Regions from separate parts of the Homo sapiens genome. Here regions 2 and 3 are each linked to region 1. Evidence: chromatin contacts called from ENCODE Hi-C or POLR2A ChIA-PET data. All regions are on one chromosome and are shown on one strand. Each heading gives the region's core, a stretch centred on a gene start or an enhancer-like site at or near the end of the contact. The rest is flanking DNA. Distances are from core to core; before and after follow the strand shown. Region 1 holds the start of CTNNBL1 (catenin beta like 1). Region 2 holds the start of TGM2 (transglutaminase 2). Region 3 overlaps RPRD1B (regulation of nuclear pre-mRNA domain containing 1B).

The links. Hi-C counts contacts between places; a loop is a spot of excess contacts on that map. ChIA-PET counts read pairs that join two places held with the same protein, here RNA polymerase II (POLR2A). Pooled maps may share reads with other maps.
Region 2: a pooled map shows a loop between it and region 1 (4-fold over the local background). The contact joins the promoter of TGM2 here to the promoter of CTNNBL1 in region 1. A Hi-C loop is called at or near these places in 6 of 50 pooled maps.
Region 3: a pooled map shows a loop between it and region 1 (2.7-fold over the local background). The contact joins the enhancer-like site here to the promoter of CTNNBL1 in region 1. A Hi-C loop is called at or near these places in 2 of 50 pooled maps. POLR2A ChIA-PET finds 5 or more read pairs at or near these places in 4 of 52 experiments (A673, HEK293T, activated CD4-positive, alpha-beta T cell and 1 more).

The regions. Positions count from the first base shown.
Region 1 is chr20:37,692,313-37,695,485 of GRCh38, reverse strand. CTNNBL1 (catenin beta like 1) reads right to left here and starts at 1,456. Exons shown (of 16, transcript NM_030877.5): 1 at 1,334-1,456. The coding sequence starts at 1,363. RefSeq lists an enhancer at 1,119-1,178.
Region 2 is chr20:38,163,347-38,166,519 of GRCh38, reverse strand. It overlaps TGM2 (transglutaminase 2), which reads left to right and starts at 1,250. Exons shown (of 13, transcript NM_004613.4): 1 at 1,250-1,331. The coding sequence starts at 1,322. RefSeq lists a silencer at 958-1,397.
Region 3 is chr20:38,059,695-38,062,867 of GRCh38, reverse strand. The region is part of intron 5 of RPRD1B (regulation of nuclear pre-mRNA domain containing 1B); the gene reads right to left. Among named protein-coding and RNA genes, the nearest start is that of RPRD1B, 28 kb to the right of the region's middle. Within about 2 kb of position 1,612, at least 2 of the 41 ENCODE cell types and tissues checked have a DNase peak (open chromatin) inside an H3K27ac peak, as active enhancers do.

The DNA of each region.
Region 1 (3,173 bases), core at 207-2,706:
GTGGTGGCTCATACCTGTAATCCCAGCACTTTGGGAGGCCAAGTGGGAAGACTGCTTGAGGCTAGGAGTTTGAGACCATCTTGGGCAACATAGCAAGACCCTGTCTCTACAAAAAATTTAAAAATCAGCCAAGCATAGTGATGCCTGCCTGCAGTCCTAGCTACTTGGGAGGATACCTTAGACCTAGGAGTTTAAGGCTACTGTGAGCAATGATTGTGCCACTGCACTCCAGCATGGGCGACAGAGCAAGATCCTGTCTCTAAATAACAATAAAATAAAATTTTAAAAATTAATTAAGTATATTTTATTTCACCCATTATCCAAAATATGATCATTTAATCAATATGACCAATAACCAATGTAATTGATATAATCAGTACGATCATGTAATCAATATAAAAATTTCACTTTTTCCATACTAGTCTCCAACCCAAATGTGTCTTTATACTTACAGTATTTCTCAATTCAGACTAGTCACATTTCAAGCAATCAACAGCCTATGTGGCTAGTGGCTACGACATTCGGCAGTGCAGCTCTACTGCTCCTCGCAATGACCCTCCTATGGAATCAAAGTGGGGGAAAAACTTTGGGGTGGAAGTCAGTACGCCTGAGCTCAAATTCCAGCTCCTTGTTTCTGAGTGACTTTGGACAAGCCCTTTCTGCTCTCTAGGTCCCATACAGTTTCCCCACAAGTTTCCTAGGCAAGGGGGACCCTGAGCAAGATTCCTAGAAACTCATTCCATGCTAGAATTCCCAACATCTCCTGCAAATCGCAGTAAACACAAGCACAGCTTTCCACACTTTAAAACCAGCTTTCATACATATCAGTTGGTACAGTCCTCAAACAACCCTACTAAGGCAGTTATTAGTGTCTCCACTATATAGATACAAAAACTTGGTTCAAAGAGGGGGGGAATGACTTGTCCAAAAGCCACATAGCCAGTCAGTGGAGAAGCTGGAGATCAAATCCAAGTGAGACCAGTGCACTCCCACCGCCGCCACCACCATCACCTCAATGACTGGGGGGACATGAGAGCTGAGAGGACATGGTTGTGAAAAAAAGGATAGTCTGGGGTTTCAGAGGAGTTTCAGGGAACCAGGCCCCAGGGTGAGGAAGAGGAGGTGAAGGGCTCAGGTCTTGAGAAGGGATGAATCGAAAGGGCCCAGGAGGGCTTCGGAGAGCAAAGTAAAACGAGGGGCTGAGACCCCGGGTGGCATGAGAAGTTAGAGGGCCCGGGAGTGAGGCGAGAGGAGGTGAGATGAAAGGGCTCTGGCTCCTGCGACCCCTGCCCAGGTGAGAACGCGGTCGCTCGGCCCTCCCTGCCCCTCATACCTGGTAGCTCAGAAGTTCGCCCACGTCCATGGTACCCGGCCCAGCAAATACTCCACTTCCCTGCACTCACGCCCAGACCGCGGGCCCGTCAGCCGCGGCTCCAGCCACACTGCCGTAAAGTGCGGCGAGCGGAGCCGCAGAGCCAATAGGGCAAAAGTGCGAGCGACAAGCGAGCCGGCCACACCGCGGTAAAAGGACGCGCCGCCGTAAAGCGCGCTGCATTTGGAACAGGGTTGCTTCCGCCTGGAGCCTGAGGGGGCGGGGAAAGGGGGCGGAGACTTAGAGGAGGGGCGGGAGGGGAGAGCAGGGACCAGAAGAAACCAAACTTGATTGCGCGTCCCTAGTGTCCAGGGCGGAGTGCCGGGTGTTTCGTGTGCGCTCTCACGAGCTTCCAGTGATTTATCCTCATTTCACAGAAAAGGAAACTGACGCTCCCAACTGCACCATCCAATACTTTACTCACTAGCCACATATGGCTACCGAGCGCTTGAGATATGGCTACTCCGAAGTGAGATGTGCCATAAGTGTAAATAAAATACACACCAGATTTCTAAGACTTACATTGATTACAGGTTGAAATGATATTTTGGATATACTGGGTCAAATTCATATATTATAAAATGAATTTTACCTGTTTCTCTTTACTTCTTAAATGTGGTTAGTAGAAAGTTTTAAATTACACATGTGGCTCTCATTTGTGGTTCCCATTAATTTCTATCAGATAGTGCTGGCTCAAAAAGTGACTTGTTCCAAGGCTGTACAACTATTACTGGCTGAGAAACTATTGGTGATCACATGTCCCTCTCTAGGCTTGTGTCTGCTCATCTATGCGAAGTCTAACGGTCACTAGATGATCCCCTTGCTACCCAGGTGATATAAAAAGGTTTCTGGAGGAGAAAGTTGCCCATAATTGGAAGAGAATCATTCAGAGTGCATCTGATCTTAAACAAGATCAGAATGCACCTGGGACTTAAGGCTCCATCTTCAAAGGAAATTAAACCTCCTTCCATAAGCCCCTGTCCTTTATATTTATAATTATATTTATGTATTATATTATATTTATATGCCCTTCATATTTATAATTTTGGTCCCCATCCCATCTGCACTGGCTCCAATTATACAGAAATTATTCTTATTCCTCAGAATGACAAATCCTCTCCCCTTCTGCCTGGCCATCAGCACCATACCTCATCCAATTCTCTCATCTTTCGGGTCTCAAATGTCACTTTCTTACAAGGGCTTCTTCAACTCACCCTGGTCCAGGTAATCAACCTCTCTCCTCATTATTCTTTTTCCAAGTACCTGCTCCACTACGTATATATCTCATTCTGTAATTTTGTGCTTAATGGTTGACTATTTGTTTCTTGACAGCCTCATTTACTGGATTGCAAGCTCTATGCAAGCAGGACATGTGTGTGTCATGTTCACCACTGTATCCCCCAAGCCTAGTACAGTGCCTGGTAGAGGGAGAGGTTTCATAATGGGCCTTGTGTGCCATGGTAAAGAGATTAGATTTTGGCTAGGCGTGGCCGGGCGTGGTGGCTCACGCCTGTAAGCTCAGCACTTTAGGAGGCCAAGGCGGGCAGATCACTTGAAGTCAGGAGTTTGAGACCAGCCTGACCACCATGGTGAAACCTCGTCTCTACTAAAAATTACAAAAATTAGCTGGGCATGGTGGCACATGCCTCTACTTGGGAGGCTGAAGCAGGAGAATCGCTTGAACCCAGGAGGCAGAGGCTGTAGTGAGCTGAGATTCCACCACTGCACTCCAGCCTGGGTGACAGAGCAAGACTCTGTCTCAAAAAAAAAAAAAAAAAAAAGAGAGAGAGATTGGATTTTA
Region 2 (3,173 bases), core at 1-2,500, 470 kb before region 1:
GCTCAGGGCTCACAGTGGATCCGGAAGCACAGGAGACCAAGAGACCAGAGATACCAGGATGAGAGATAGGACCCCTGGTTGCCAGGTTCGAGAAGTCCTAGGCTGAGTCCCTGGAAAGTTAGTCTTGCTCCTTTCTGGCACACAGTGGGGCCTCAAGAAAGCTCAGTGGATGGATGGATTGAGGGAGGGAGGGAAGAGAAGGCCGAGGGAGGGATGGATGAAGGGATGAGTGGATGGATAGGTGGGGGGGTAGGTGATGCATGGGTGAGTGGATGGATGGGTAGATGGATGGCTGATTAGATGGATGGCTGATTAGACAGATACAAGGATGGGTGAGATCGGAGGATTATCTGGGTTTTGCTACAGGAAGGGACATGGGTGTGTCTGTTTTTGCAGGTGTGTCTGCATGTCTGTACCTGAGTCCATGCCTGCATGTGTGTCTACCTCTGAGTAGCCACATCTTTGTGTGTCTGTGGGTGCCCTCTCTGATTTTGCGTCCACATCTGACAGTGGCATTGGTGTCTAGGAGGTCTGTGTGTGTGCCAGGTGCCTCTGGACACCTGCTCATCTGTGTCCACAGCTGTGTGTGGCTCGCGGTCAAGGCTACCTGGCTGTGTCAGGCTGTATCTATGTCCTGGTGTGTGTCTGCCATTCGAATCTGAATTTGTATCCATGTCACTGTGTCTGCGTGGCCAGCCGTGTTTGGTGTATCTGTGGGAGTGTATCTGTGTTTGTGTGTGTATCTCCACAGCCCTGTCTTGGTGTGTCTGCGTCTGCTCTCTGTGTATGTATATCTGAGTATGTGTGTGAGTGTGTGCGTGTGTGTGTGTGTGTGTGTGTGTGTGTGTTGGGGGTGGGGAGGTGTTCTTGATCCCAGATCTGACCTAAGAGTCCACATCTGTGTGTCCAGGTGCACCCCGGTTCCGTTGTGTGTTTCTATGAGGGTGCTGCGTGTGTCTGTATCTGAGTGTGTGTGTCCAGGTGTCTGTTCTCCAAGGTCTGAGTCTGTGGGTCCAGGTGTGTCTGTATCCTGGGCTAGTTGTGTGTCCCTGTCCGCTCCCCCAGGGGGCGCCCTCGTCCGGCCGCCGTCCCTCCCTCGGGCTCCGGTCCCCTGGGTGAGCCCCAGCGCTGGCGGCGTGGGCCCGGGACTGGGCAATGGGTGGCCTCCCAGGTCGCCGCCTTCCCGCGGGGCCCCGCCCCCGGCCCGCCCCAAAGCGGGCTATAAGTTAGCGCCGCTCTCCGCCTCGGCAGTGCCAGCCGCCAGTGGTCGCACTTGGAGGGTCTCGCCGCCAGTGGAAGGAGCCACCGCCCCCGCCCGACCATGGCCGAGGGTGAGTATCAGAGTCACCGCAGCCGCCACTCAGGGGCCCCGGGGCATTGGGGGTCAGGACCCGGTGGGAGCTGAATCCCTAAGTCCTGATTTGGAGAGCAACAGGCAGACCGGGCTGGGTGAGGAGGCGTCTCAATGCTGCTTGGAGCCTCAGTTTCCCCATCCACACTGCATAACCATTAACCCTTGCCTCCCTGGATCAGGTGAGGCAATGGAACGCGACGGGGTGTTGTAAACTGTAAAGTACTGTCCTGGCGGACCACTGGCACGTGTCCTCAGTCAGTCAGTGGGGGCTGGCTCTCTGATGTGTGCCTGGAGCTGTGCAGGGGGTGCTGGCCTGGCCTCAGAACACTTAGGTTTGGGTGGTTCTTGCCAGCCAGGACCAGGTGGTGTGCATGCCACGCCGGTGGTGTGCAAGCCAAGCCTGGCTGAGTCCTTGGCTCCAGCGGCCAGAGAGGAGCTTTCGGCATCCTATCCAGGAGCCTTCGGAAATCAGGCTTGTTCTTCCCGCCCTCACGTTCTGCAACCCTAGACCTTGGCCAATTGTTGAGTCTCACCTATAAAATAAGGACAACAGTGTCCTTATTTTATAGGACAAGGTTTATGAGATTTGTTTTCCCCCAAGACCCCCACCCATCTGTCACCCTGACCGTGCCCTGGTCCTCTGCTCCAGCCTTTGGTGCATCTGTGAGGAACGAGAGGAGTGGAACAGAGGCTTAACTAATTTCATACTGGTGCCCCTGACTCCCTCCCCACACACAAGCAGCACTCTCGTAGGTCCCAGCTGGAGGGATTTCTACAATGGAGGATGTCACTGCTGGACCCAGAATCCCAGCTGGCTCTTGGGTCAAGTTCATCTGGGGATGGCTTCTGCACCCATTGCAACCCCCAGGAAGGGGTGTGGGACAGGGACATGGGGCAGGTGGAGCAGGAATGGGTGGCAGGAACTGTGGACCCACCTGACCCTGCTGTGTGATCTCAGCCACCTGCCTCCCTCGGGCCCAGCTCCCAACACACTGTGATGTGTCGCCTCGGTGGCCGCTTGTCCTCAATGCATCTTCTCACCCCCATGCTCAAAAGCAGGGCTCAGTGGGGCTGGGAGATCCTGGAGATGCCAGTTATGATGAGCCTCCAGCCCCATGTCACAGTGGCCACTTCTGACAGAGGTCTCACTGGCCTAGAAGGCCTAGGCCCTTTCTAAGTGCAGAAATCCTATAAATCCTACAATTCTAGACCTGCATCTTTGGAGCTGGGCGTGATTTCTGGAAACCCTTCTTCGGACAACAGATGGAGAAAATGCCCCAGCTCCCACAGCCCAGGGACTGGCCGTATCTCCAGGGTCTTCCATGGGAACAACAATGGCCTCTTTCCTGCTCAAGCTCCCTGGGTCTGAAGTTTCCAAAAACATTTCCTCGCCGCAATAGGCCAGCAGGAAGTTTTTCCTTCTGGCCACTGAGGTCTCTTCTGTTGTGATTACACGGGGACCGACATCCCTGATACTTCAGTGGCGCAGAACTATCTGCCCCCAGGTTTGAGAACAACACAGGACATGGTGGCGAAGGGGTGGTCATAAGAGGGGCTGGAGAAAAAACTGAGCTGTAGTGAGGTGGTTCCCAGGGCAGAATCCTACAGAATCCTACAGCTCTGGATTCCAATCCCAAAGCAGCCACTTGCTCTGGGACCTGGAGCCACCTGGTGTCTTTGTCTACAAAATGGGAATCATGATAGCATCTATGTAAGCGGAGTTGTTTTGGGATTTAAGTCGAGATAATTCACATACAAGGCACTTTGCATCTCATTTTTGGAATAGTCGATGGTGAGCAGGAGACCTGGGCTCTCCCAC
Region 3 (3,173 bases), core at 363-2,862, 370 kb before region 1:
TGAGACTGTATCTCAAAAAAAAAAAAAAAGGGGGGGGGGCTCTGGCTTTTAATTTGGTGATGGGGGGAGTCGTGGGGGTGTTATGTGGAGCGGGAGACATGATCTGCCTTCTACTAAGAGGATCACTCTGGTTACTATGTTGAGACTAGAATGATGGCTGAGCAAGAGGAACAAACGAAGTAGCTAGACCAGCTGGGAGGCTACTGCAATAAATCAACTGAACATGGTAGAGACCTGTACCAGGTGGCAGTGGTAGAGGCGGTGACAGGATATCAGATGCTGGTTTTGGTCCCAATCAACAGGAATGATGAGGGCCATTTACTGAGATGGAGAAGACCATGAGTGAAACAAGTTTTAGAGGAAAGGTCAGAAGTTCAGTGTGGGGCAGAGTAAGCTTGAAATGCCTATCAAGATATCCAACTAATAAAACTGAGTAGGAGGTTGGATATATGGGTCTCAAGTTCAAGGTGGAAGGGTCAACACTAGAGATGTAAATTAGGAAATCATTCGCAGAAAAACTCTTATTTATAGTCATGAAATTGGGTGAGAATGGCTGCCAGTGAAACCAGCTAAAGAAGGGGGCTAATATGAAGAGGTCAAGGAGGAGTGAAGAAACCAGCAAGGAGGCTGAAAAGACACAGAAAGAGAGGAGGAAAGCTAGAATAATGCAGGGTCCTAGTTCCCACTGCTACTGTAGCAAATTACCACAAATTTAGTGGCTTGGAATATCACCAATTAATTATCTTATGCCTTATCACAGTTGCTTCCTCCATCTTCAAAGCACATCGCTCCAACCTCTGCTTCCACGGTAATACCTCCTTCTCATTCCCCCTCTCCCACCTTCCTCTTACAAGGACCCTGTGATTACACTGGGCCCTCTTAAATAATCCAGGGTAATCTCCTCATCTCAAGATATTTAATCACACCTGCCAAGTCCCTTGGCCATATAAGATTACATATACACAGGTTCTGTGGATTAAAACATGGGTGTTTGCGGGGTGGGGGGTCAGGAGGCATTATTCCAACTACTACACCAAGTGAAGAAAGTATTTTCAGGAAGAAGAAATAATCTACTGGGCCAAATACTACTGGGGTGAAGTTAAGATGGGGGCAGAGAATCCACCATTGAGTTCAGCAACAAGGAAGTCATCAGCAACTGGGAGGACGGGAAGTAGAGAGACAGCACAGGCAATCCATTCAGGTGGTTTGGCTAAAAAGAACAGAGAAATGAGGCAGTAGCTAGAGGAAGATATGAGGTCAAGAAAAAAATCTTCCCAAGTGGGGGAAAAATTCATGTTTTTATGCTATTGAGAATGATCCAGTAAAGAGTAAAAAATGGAGAATGCAGGAGAAAGAGGGAGCATTGTTGGAGCAATGGCCTTGGCTAGATGAGAAGGAGCAGATCTAATACACAGAGAGGCGGGTTTAGAAAATAGCATGTCCATGTAGAGAAATAGGAGGAAAAGTCAACTCAGACATGTTAGTTTTTCCCAGCCACATTCCACTACACAGGTTCGGGAAAGGAACAGACAAAAAGCTAAATTTAAGAATGGTGGTTGCCAGGTGATATGGGAAGTGAAAAATGATGAGTTATTGTTTAACGGGTATAGAGTTTCAGTTTGGCAAGACGAAAAGAACTCTGGAAACTGGTTGTATAACAACATGAGAATACTTAGCACAACTAAATTGTACACCTTTGTGTTTTATGTAGCTTACCATTTTATATGTATTTTACCACAATTAAAAATCAAAATTAAAAAAGTATTTTAAAAGGAAGCTACATGAGACCTTTAGGTCAGTGAAACAGAGAAACAAAATTACATACATGGCTAGCTTTACATTAACTTGCTTGCAATTTTTGCAGATTATGATTTTGACAGTAAGAATAAATGAAGTGGTCCTTTTAGTAGTAAGTATTTTTAAAATGTGATTTAACCTGTTTAGGGATTTTGCCAGGAGACTACACTGAAGGGAGAAAGAGAAGAAAATGGGTTGAAGGTGTGTGTGAGGAAGTGAAAAGAGAGACTCCAATCTGAATAAAGAAGAAAATGAGGACTCGAGGACTAGGAAGAGGTGGGGGAGGAATCAAGAGACTGCAGGTCCCAGTGGGGTGAATTCCTGGGGTGGGAAAGCAGAGTGAGGGGCTGAGATGCTTCTTGCGTGACTCACAAGGCCTCCGAGCTGTGTTCTCCAACCCAGTACGCCCACTGCCTGAGGTCTTTCCCTGTGCTGCTTCCACTGCCTGGTGGCCCTTCCTTCCCTTGGATATCCTCATGGCTTGCTTCCTAATTTTTCGGGTCTCTGCTCAAGGTCATCTCATCAGAAAGGCTTTCCCCAAACACCTTTAAAATACCATTAATACCGCCTGCAATCATTTTCCGCTCCCACTGCCCTGCTTTATTTTCCTTCTTGACACTTCACTTGAGGGGATATAGGTGGGCCTCAAATATTTGTTGAGGGAAATATTTCATCAGTGACCTTGATTTCCTTTAGATAGATATGGAAGAAGTTAGAGAAGCAGCCAAGTCAAGGGACTGGAGTGGGAAAATGGTGGCCTTTGGAAGACAATGGAATGAAAGGTCTGAGCTTTTGTAAGGGGAGGAACATAGGCTTTGCAGCCTAGATTAGAATCCCAAGATCCACTACTTGTGTGACCTTGGACAAGACACCTATCTTCTCAAAGCCTCAATGTCCTCCTATGCAATATGGAGACACACATTTAGTCACCTCCAAAGACTATCACAAAGAACAGAAGTACCGGTGCAAAGCCTACTGTCAATATTAGTTCATGCTTCATTCCTTCCTTTCAATTTCCCATAAGGAAAGCAGGAATCGTGTCAACTGCCCCTCCCTGTTTAACTAGGGAGGTCACGACTAGGGCAAAATGACATGTCTAACAGACACCTGAAATTCCTGGCACTGAACGCACTATCATCTACGGGGCTTGTCAGAGAGCAGGGCACAAATCACACAGCCCTGAATCATAATTTTTTTTCTTTTAGTAAGAGGGTTATGAGTCTAACAGACAGAATAATACCTAATCTCCCCCACCCACCCCACACGCACACAATTTGTACTATGTTTTTAACAGACCTTATTTAGAGAGCCACAGGTTGTGGCACACCAGCATTTCTGCAATAATTCCTAGAATCACTATTCAAGCTTTGACTATT